Regions from separate parts of the Mus musculus genome. Here region 2 is linked to region 1. The links are chromatin contacts, found by POLR2A ChIA-PET in ENCODE. All regions are on one chromosome and are shown on one strand. Each heading gives the region's core, a stretch centred on a gene start or an enhancer-like site at or near the end of the contact. The rest is flanking DNA. Distances are from core to core; before and after follow the strand shown.

Region 1 (5,030 bases), core at 1,873-4,372:
TGCAACCCTCCACCCTTACTGGTAACTGCTGGATACACAGAGCCCGGAAACTCACATTCACATCCAGGAAGCGAAGATACTCACGGCCCAGTGAGCCTTCAGGCAGGCTCTGAAGCTTGCTCAGGTCGAGGGTAGACAGGGAGATCCTGGGACGCTCTCTGAAAGACAGAATATAGAAGGTAAGCCTGGGTGTGTGTCAGCCAAGGCAAGTGAAAGGGTCACATAAAGGAAGCTGAAGTGGGCCTAGGTAGCCACAGGACATCTATGTAGCCACAAGCCCTAAGAGAACACTGCAGTATTAGGGACTATGGAGACGATCCCAACCCAGGGCTGAGCTGGTGCCTTCAAAGACACAATCTAGTCAGAGAGAAGGGCCACAGATGCCAGGGAAGGGATAGATACAGCACAGCTGGAGAAGTACAGCCAGCTTAATGCAAGCAGAGTCTTGTGGTTTACACAGGACTAAGATGACATATTGTATAATCCCACATACATATATGCGTGCTCCTGGCTTTGAGCAGTGTCCCAGGCAATATATCCACCCATGGTCCTCTGAAGGGCTCCTAACAGGATGAGGACAGACACACCCCTGCCAAAAGCAAAGTTGGGACCTACTGTAGAATCTGGGCACCCTCTGGATCCTTCTTCATCTGGTCCCTGAGGAATTTCAGGGTGTGGCATCCTGTGGTCTCCCCTAGAACTGCAACCATGTCTGAAAGGACAGAGATGGGAAAAGACAGAGAATGGATTCTTTTGTTTGTTTGTTTTTGAGACAGTTTCTTTTTGTAGTACAGGCTGGCCTGGAACTCATTATGCAGACCAGGCTGGCCTCAAACTCAGAGATCTTTCTGCCTCTGCTTTCCAAGTGCTATATTAAAGGCGTGTACCACTAGGACAGTTAGGTTTCTCTGTATAGCCCTGGCTGTCCTGGAACTCACTTTGTAGACCAGGCTGTCCTCGATCTCAGAAATCCACCTGCCTCTGCCTCCCGAGTGCTGGGATTAAAGGCGTATGCCACCACACCCGGCTAGCTACTATCCTTAACATTACAAACCTATAGGAATATGGAGGCTTTCATCAACAGCAGGAACCACTTTCATAGACCATTATCAAGACAGAGTGTCTTGTTTCCACCGGCCTTGAGATTAAATGGTGATGAATGGCAGTAACTAGGCTGACACAGTGCTTGCTTAGCACACCCAAAGCCCTGAGTTTGGTTCCCAGCATCATATAAACTGGGTATGAGGGTAGCACACACCTGTAGTCCCAGCATTCAGGAGGTAGGGAGGCAGGGTGATCAGGAATTCAAAGTCATCCTTGGCTATCTATGGAGTTAGGGGACAGCCCAGTCTATAAGAGACCTTGCCTCAACAAAACAATTTTTAAAAAATGGCGCTAGAGTTGAGTGCAGGTACAGTCACCAGATCCTATATAAACCATGCCACATGTCTCTTCTTTTACTTCCTCCCATCTTTTCTTTCTTTGAGCAAAGACTGGGTATGTATGGAAAAAGAAGCTGATCTTGCCAGGCAGTGGTGGCGCATGCCTTTAATCCCAGCACTTGGGAGGCAGAGGCAGGCGGATTTCTGAGTTCGAGGTCAGCCTGGTTTACAGAATGAGTTCCAGGACAGCCAGGGCTACACAGAGAAACCCTGTCTTGAAAAAACCAAAGCCAAACAAACAAAAAGAAGCTGATCTTGAACTGTTTCAGCAAAGAAAATCCTGAAGATCATGGCCCTTACCAAGTTTACTTACTACCCAGTGAGAATGCTGTAATTTGGTGTGTACCTGGTCATTCAGCCCAGAGATTAATATGCTAGGGTGACACTCTTCCAAGAATTACAAAAAGGCAGACTTGTAGACTTCACGTTTCTTTCTTCCTCTCCTCCCTGTGCCCAGAAGACCCAAAACAGTTCTAGCTAGAATCAGGCACCTGATTATCATAAACGATCCTGGGAAATATGATAGGCGCAGCCAGGTTTGGATGCCCACAAACCAAGTCTTCACCGGTCCCAGCTTTCGAGACCGAAGAGTAAACCGTCTTACCGTGGCGATAGGGGTTGTAGAGAGCCATTCCCGCCGCGCCCGCAGCCAGCAGCATCTTTTGCAGCGGGGTGGTTGGGATGTGGTCCGGGTACAGCAGGCGGGCGCCATGGCTCCCGGCCCTGAGGGGTACATCTGCGAGCAGAAAAGAGGTAAAGGTGAGAGGAGTCCGGTCCCTCTGGTCGCCGCGGACACTGGAATCAGAGCTGCTCACCTACAGCTGGCCGCGTACGGGGCCGAAGACTGCGGTGGAGGCGCAGGGAGCGAAGCAGCAGCAGGGTCGCCATGGCAGCGGACGTCCGCGTGGTTAGGCGGGGCTCCGCAGGTACTACGGAGGCCCGAGAAGTCAAAAGACTCCTGGGACACTGCACTCACTGTGGCTTTTTGATCGGAGATGTTGTAATATGGACAGGAGCATGAGAAGGAAAGCCACAAGATCTGTTTGCCACTGAAGTAAAACAACTGCTGTGAGCCAGGCGTTATTTATAACGTAGGCCTGTCAACCCAGCATTTGAAACCTGGAGGCCGTAGGATCAGTTCGAGATCCTTCTTGGCTATTTCTTAAGTACGAAGGCAGTACTAGAGACCTTGTCTCAAAAACCAAGCCTGATGTGAATTACTCGTCACTCCAGATCTTGGAAAAGTGGAGACAGAAAAGTAATGAATTCTCGGCAACTTAGCAAGTTTGAGGGCAGCCTGGGATATATGAGAAACAAACAAACAAAAAACTCCTGAAAAGAATTCAAAAATAACATAACCGAGAATTCGGTTGCTCGATATCCGGCCCTATTTTCTTCTCCATCTCTTATTTCCCCCCCGGAGGGCAATAAGAAAAGAACCTCTTCCTGCCAAGGAAACAAGGCGGCTACCTACAGTAGGGACCACATTTGGGAAAGGACCACGCAGCACTTCCGCCCGCATCCCCGCTTCTGGATGATGTTGAACCGCTGAGTTCCAGCCATGGGTTCTTCTGGCCTAGCTCGGCTGCAGGGGCTCTTCGCTGTCTATAAACCTCCGGGGCTGAAGTGGCTGCACTTGCGTGAGACCGTGGAGTTGCAACTGCTTAAAGGTGAGAACTCCGACGCGGACCCACGGTTTTGCTTTAGTTCTTTCTGATGTGGAGTGAGGTCACGTGGTTCGTTTGCCGGGTTGTAGCTGTTTCTTGTTTGTTTGTTTTTTTTCTCTTGTACACATTTCGTTACTACCCACTCTCCGCTATTTTCCTTTAGAGAAATTCATTCTATAGTGTTGGGTTTTTTTTCGCGGTTTCTGTTACAGAGTTAGAATTTGAACTTTTTTTTTTTTTTTTTTTTTTTTTGCCTTTTGAGACAGGGTCTTTTCTAATTAATCCGACCTTGAAATCAGTGAGGCACTGAGAATTCTGACTCTCCTGACTCCACCTGCCAGATGCTGGGATCACAAGCGTGACCACCACCCCGACCCTCAAACACCAATTTTTTTCTTTGCCTTTTTTTCCTTTCTTTTATTTTCTTAAAAACTGTCATGTAGCCTCAAATTTGCTATGTAAGATGAAGATAACCTTGAACTTTTGACTGTCCTGCCTTCACTACCCAAGGTCTTAGACTACATCTGTGTAGTACCACCTCCCATTAGGGTGCTGGGGATGGAACCCGGGGCGTCTTGCGTATTGTGCAAACACTCCATGAATTGAGCTACACTTCCAACCTAGGATTTTTGTTTTGTTTGTTTGTTCTTCACTTTTTAGAGAATGGTTTCTCTGTATACCCCTGGCTGCCCTGGAAATAACTCTGTAGATCAGTCAGGCCTTGAATTCAGAGATAGGCCCGCCTCTTGCCTCCCCAGTGCTGGAATTAATGATACCTGGCTTCTGAAGGAGTCATAGTACGTTTTCTACGATACACAAATCCATCTTCTATGCTACCATCTCTCTACCCCTTCTCTTGCGGGTTGGAAAAGTACTGACTGTGTTCTTTTGTGCTTAGGTCTCAATGCCCAGCAGCCTCCTGCTCCTGATCAGCGTGTTCGCTTCTTGCTAGGCCCTGTGGAAGGCAGTGAAGAGAAGAAGTTGACTCTCAGAGCCACCAATGTACCCTCCCTCACCACCCACAGACTTGGTAAGGCAGAGTCAGACAGGACCCTGGCCGTGATGTTAGAGGAAATCCCTGGCCTGAGTTAGATTTCTAGCCCAGGGTTTGGCAAACTTCCCTAGAGAGGGAAGATTTTAAACAGCTTCTGCCTACAGCCTTGTGTTTTCCTTGGCTCTGCTCCTCTTTGCTATTGTAATGCAAAGCATCTCTAGACTGTAGGAAAGGAGAGAACCTTCTTGTATTTTAGTCAAGACTGGAGTGCAGCCACATGGTTGTGGTGCACGCCTTTAATCCCAGCTCTTGGGAGGCAGAGGCAGGCGGATTTCTGAGTTTGAGGCCAGTCTGGTCTACAAAGTGAGTTCCAGGACAGCCAGGGCTATACAGAGAAACCCTGTCTCGAAGGAAAAAAAAAAAAAAAAGGCTGGAGTACAAAACAGCTATTTTGAGAGCAGTTATAAACACCGGTGTCCAGCAGCCTTTGTCTTCTATGGGAGACTGAAAGGATCATTTAAATTTAGGAGTCCCTGGCCAACCTGGGCAACACAGTGAGACCCAGTCTCAAAACAAAGTAGACTTGATGATTTGACTTGTGAACTACACTTTGCTGACTCTTAGCTATTCTAGGACTCTCTAGGGAAGCTGAGAACTTCTGGTAGACCTGTGTTATTAATACCTGCTCTGTATTAGACATCATGTTATCTTTGTCCTCACCCCAGTTCTGTGAGGTAGGTCCCTTATTAAAAAAAAACAAAAACAAAAACGTATTATTTGTATGTATGTGTGCACACCAAGGCCTGGGTGTGAAAGTCGGAGGGCATCTTTTGGGAATCACTTCTCTCAGGCCACCATGGGTCCCAGGATCAAACTGAAGTCATCAGGCGTGGCAGCCTTTACCCACTGAGCCACCTCGCCAGCTCT
Region 2 (5,030 bases), core at 1,890-4,389, 100 kb before region 1:
GGAGTTTTTTTATGTGGACGTGGACAGGAGTGTTCTCATCCACGTGAACATGTAAGGGGGGAGTTGAAGATCGGTCCTTCATGGTTCACTTCTGGCAGGCAGGGGAGGGCAACACAAAAAAGATGGATCTGTGGATGAGTAAACTAGGCATGAAAACAGAGCTCAGAGGCTTCTGGGGACACCTGAACGCTCAGCCACCAAGTGAGCAGGACAGCTACCAACTACTGGCATGCAGGCAGGAAGCACGGCTGGCGTGACACTCAGGCTGACTCTGCAGAGGTCTCAGCTGAAGGCCTCCAGGTCCGCTCAGGACAAGGTTCTCTAAAAGCACAAGCAGGGTCCTCAGAGCTGCAGCTCCACCCAAGCCAGACGGACTGGGCAGCTCCGCCTTGGACTTAGTGCAGGTCGGCTGCAAAGCTGTATCTTCCAACCAGACATGCGAGTTAGTGTGGGAAACACTCAAAATGGTTAAGGTGCAGATGCATGCAGGCCACATGCAAGCAAGGCACTAGGGCACAGAGGAGGCCAGTGGGGATGCCAAGTGTGAGGAGAGTGTAGAGACTCCAGAGAAAACGTGAGCAGAGCTGGACCCCAGGAACAGCCTTGCCCGCCGGCAGCCCCCATCCCACCTCTCTCTCATGCTTTTATTTCTTTTTTTTTTTCTTTTTAAAATATCTGTTCTAAAGATGTTGGGATGTCCCTGGAAGGCTATCAAGACAACCTCCTCACACCTGACTCCTTCCTTCATCAGCAAGCAGGCCATGCTTCCCAGCTCCATACAGAGCACCTGGGCAGTCCCTAGCAAAGGCTTGCAGAAGCAGTTCTGATGGTACCGTTGTGAGGGTCACCTACCGTAACAGTTACACTGGGTGCGCCACAAGGTGTTCTCAAGACTTTTTTCTGTGTGAGACTCGTTACTCCGTTCTTCCCACACGATGGAAACCTGCACCCGGGCACAAGAACCAGATTATGAGCAGAAAGCCAAGGTTCTCCTGTTTCTCAGCTCTTGGGAAATGGCACACTGCATGTGGTGGCTATTGCGTCGGCAGCTTGGAGCAGCAGTCTTGAGTCCCCTGGCTCTCTGTAGATGAGCACAAGGCGCGCATGGTGTGCTCAGCAGGAGGGTGATACCAGGTGTAGGCTGTCTGCATGGCTGGCCTTTTAAACCTGCCATCGCATCACATGTATTGTGACCTTGTGCTGAAAGCCTACCTGTCATCTCCAATCAGGTGACCCAAAAAAAAGCTGCCAAGGCACCAGTCTCAACAAGGGTTACAGTCCCCAAGCTCCTCTGGGGAAGCGTTCAGTGACAGGTTAACCTAAAACATGCAGCTCAGGAGCAAAGTCACTGGGACACCAGCTTGTAAAAGGAAGGCTCACACCCTTGCTGAAGCATACGAAGACCCCACTTCCCAACGTGGTCCACTCACTGCCCACACCAGAGCCTTGCTTGTACATATGCAGCCCAATACGACAAGTGCAAAACAGCCAATACTGTGCTCCAGACCAGCAGTCCAGCCAGAGTCCCGGCTGGGGGAGAACGGTCTGCAATGGTTAAAGCTAACCTAGCCCACTGCCTCCTCACAGTTCCCAGATAGCCTTCTGCCGACCTCACCAGCTCTTCAGGGGGAAGACTGAAACCTAAAGCAACAGCACCATGGTCTGCACTCTGCTCGGCTCACAAACAACTACTGAGCGAGCCGGACGGCCACTCGGAAGAAGACTGTTCAAAGTAGAACCTCAAGTTTTCCCCCCTTCTACTTACTTATAATATCTCTGCTCACTTTAACACTAGTTTAGAGGTGCCATGGTGGGAAACGCTTTTAAGCCACCACATGGGACGTGGAGAAAGGAGAATCGGGAATTCAAGCACAACCTTGACTACCTAGTGAGTCTGAAGCCAAGCTGAACTCAAAGCATTAAGAGTGATCTTGTTTGCTACTAGTAAGCTGTAGGCGGGGGAGGGGAGTCTTTACTCCTCCCCTTTCAAAGTCACTTTCAAGTGTTTTGGGTCCAGACTTTCAGTACCTGGGAAACTAAAAAAAAGTTTCCATTGAGCCTGGCCTGGGGAGCCCTGACCACCTTTCCCTGCCCTACTGCAAAGGCGCCCCCCACATTGGCTGTACCTGGGGGAGCCGCCTGAGGATGAGGCAGACATGGTTAAGCATCAAAGCCGCAAAGATGGGCAATTGGGTCGGCAGGCTCTGCTCAGGGGGACCCAGAGGGGCTGGCCAATGAGAATCTCAGGGGCCGGGCATCAAACGTCCTCTCTCTGAGGGGAGGAGGGTGGAAGCTTTGGGGGTGGCAGTTGGATGAAAACTTGGGAGGCGCTCCTCTACTGTCCAAGTCGCACAGCAACTGTCCTGCCAAAGTGGGGAGGGAGGGAGACAGGAGAGGCTGAGCGACCTGCGGGGTGCCGAGTGCGCCGCCAGGAGGCAGGTGGAGGGCGCGGCAGGACAGTGAGGGGCCACGTCACTGAAAGGAGGACAACGACCAGCATGCCCAGACCCCACCCGGGAAGAATAGCGGGCCGACGGCTACTAGGGTTTAAACCTGAGGGCTGCCTGGAGTGCGAAGAAGGTGAGAACTGCTAGGCCCCAAGTGGGCCCCCCAGGGGCGGGAACCCGCACAGGGAGCTGGAGGGATCTTCGGGACAGTGCCTGGGCAACTGTCTCCTAGGTGAAGGGGCGTTCCCGGCAGAATAGCTACCAGGGAGAACCAATAGATGGAAGGGGTGGAGCGGCGGCCTAGGCGGGGCGGCATGGAGAGCCAGACCGCTCCTGGATCACCCACATCCCTGGAGCTGGTCTGGAGGGTCCCCGGAGGCCTGCCCACCCCGAGCGCATGTAACTGCTGCGGCCCAGTCCGCAGAGAGCAGGGGTGGCCTCCGGGGAGGATGGGGCGCACGGCCACCCACCAGCGGGCAAGAGGGGACGGGGTTCTGCCCATAGAAGGGCGCAGCCCTGCCCGAGGACAGCAGAGGAGGGAAAGAGCGCTGCCGATGGCCCGGAGAGGACGGAGGCGGCCGGCCCGCCCGTTAGCGGGAGGAGGAAGGGCCCGCGCCCAACGAGGAGCGGGGCGGGCCGGGTTCGGACGCAGGAAGGAGCGCGCCTAGACTCGGGGACGGTGCCCGGTCGAGCCAGCCCCGGGAGCGCGGGGCTTGAACCCGCGGCACTCTACGCCCTGCCCCGCCGCGTGGCCTCTCACCAAGAGCGGCACGGCTGCGCCCAGAACCGTCTCCTTATGAAGTCGTTGAAGTCGGAGGCCAGGGTCGTGCCATGGAGACGCCGCGGCGGATGCAGTCCGGCTCCCGCGGCGGCTCCTCCCCGCTTCCGCCTCCTTTTCCGACAACCGGTCGGCAGCTCGCCCATTGGCCAGTTCAAACCCCCCCCGGAGCCTCTCGGGTTTCGCCATTTAGGCCCAGCCCCCAGCGTCACAGAGATGCCCCGCCCCACACGGGGACGCTCCGCCCACTTCTGGGTCACGAGGCCTGTCCACCGCCCCGTCGTCAGGGAGACACGCGACGCCTCCCGCGCCAGCCGGCCTGGTCTTGCCCCACCGTTCAGGCCACCGAGTCCCCTCCGCCATTTTGCCCTGGTCCTCCTGAATCCTGAACCCTAACGCGCTCCCCTCGAAACACAGGAGGAAGCTGGACGCAGAGGGCGTCTGTACAAGCGACAGGCTGGGGCTTCTGGAAAGCCATTCCTATGCCTCGGCCGCTCAGTGCAGACAACTTGTGCACACTCCACAAACTGTACCCCTCTCCCACACGCCCCAAACCGAAGGAAGAGGCCGCACTCCCCACGCCCCTGCCGCCCTCCCGCACACCGTACGCCGCTTCTATACGGACCTGCTCTGCTGAGGTTCTCTCTGCTGAGCCGCCATCTTCTCAACTATGCTTCCCTGTTAGCCAATCGTGGGGGACTGTCACGAGGCTCACGTTCCCGCCCTGGATTCTGGGAGACTTTAACAACCTCCGGGCTGGGTAGACCTCATTTCCTTGACACCTTAACTCCAACACAGTAGTTGTGCTCCCACCAGCTCCTCCCTGGAGCGTGAACTACCTTCCCACCTCCACAGCCGGCAGGGCAGTCTTACCATGTCATATTTGTTCGTCAACCCTTGACGGTTCATTTTGTGCGTGCAACCCTGGCTGGCCTGGAACTTGCTGCGTTTGAGCAGAAATCTGCCTATCTCTGCTGCTTGCTGGGGTTATAGGAGTACACCAGCAAGCCGAGCCTTTCTTCTTCTTCTTCTTCTTCTTCTCCTTCTCCTTCTCCTTCTCCTTCTCCTTCTCCTTCTCCTTCTCCTTCTCCTTCTCCTTCTCCTTCTCCTTCTCCTTCTCCTTCTTCTTCCTTCTTCTTCTTCTTCTTCTTCTTCTTCTTCTTCTTCTTCTTCTTCTTCTTCTTTCTTCTTCCTTCTTCTTTCTTCTTCCTTCTTCTTCTTCTTCTTCTTCTTCTTCTTCTTCTTCTTCTTCTTCTTCTTCTTTCTTCTTCCTTCTTCTTCTTCTTCTTCTTCTTCTTCTTCTTCTTCTTCTTCTTCTTCTTTCTTTCTTCTTCCTTCTTCTTCTCCTCTTCTTCTTCTTCTTCTTCTTCTTCTTCTTCTTCTTCTTCTTCTTTCTTTCTTCTTCCTTCTTCCTTCTTCCTTCTTTCTTTCTTCTTTCTTCTTTCTTCTTTCTTCTTTCTTCTTCTTCTTCTTTTTTTCATGCCAGTAATCTCAATGAAGGAGGGAGATGGCCATGAGTTAGTTGAAGGCCAGTCTGTATCCCTCAGTCCTACCTATCTCTACCATCCTGAGGTTCCGCAAGAGCATACAGCTGGGGACAGGAACTCCGAGTTAGAACCCTTGCCTGACCTGAGCAAAATCCTAGATTCAATTTTCAGTAACACGTGCGTGTTATAATCTCCACGAATCATTGTCTCCACTCTGTCCAGCAGTTCTCTCTAGACAATTACCAACAGAGGCTTTTCCAAACTTTTGTCTCTTCTGCATTCCATACATCAAGTTCCCTATTTCATAGAGAAAAAATC

The links. ChIA-PET counts read pairs that join two places held with the same protein, here RNA polymerase II (POLR2A).
Region 2: POLR2A ChIA-PET joins it to region 1 with 10 read pairs in embryonic stem cell. The contact joins the promoter of Odf2 here to the promoter of Coq4 in region 1. POLR2A ChIA-PET finds 5 or more read pairs at or near these places in 4 of 5 experiments (Patski and embryonic stem cell).

Annotation. Positions count from the first base shown.
Region 1 is chr2:29,785,585-29,790,614 of GRCm38, reverse strand. Coq4 (coenzyme Q4) reads right to left here and starts at 3,122. Exons shown (of 7, transcript NM_178693.5): 1 at 2,258-3,122; 2 at 2,047-2,178; 3 at 616-712; 4 at 56-158. The coding sequence starts at 2,330. Trub2 (TruB pseudouridine (psi) synthase family member 2) reads left to right here and starts at 2,944. Exons shown (of 8, transcript NM_145520.5): 1 at 2,944-3,112; 2 at 4,008-4,139. The coding sequence starts at 3,004.
Region 2 is chr2:29,888,099-29,893,128 of GRCm38, reverse strand. It overlaps Odf2 (outer dense fiber of sperm tails 2), which reads right to left and starts at 3,139. Exons shown (of 21, transcript NM_001369060.1): 1 at 2,918-3,139; 2 at 2,127-2,363; 3 at 853-943. The coding sequence starts at 2,158.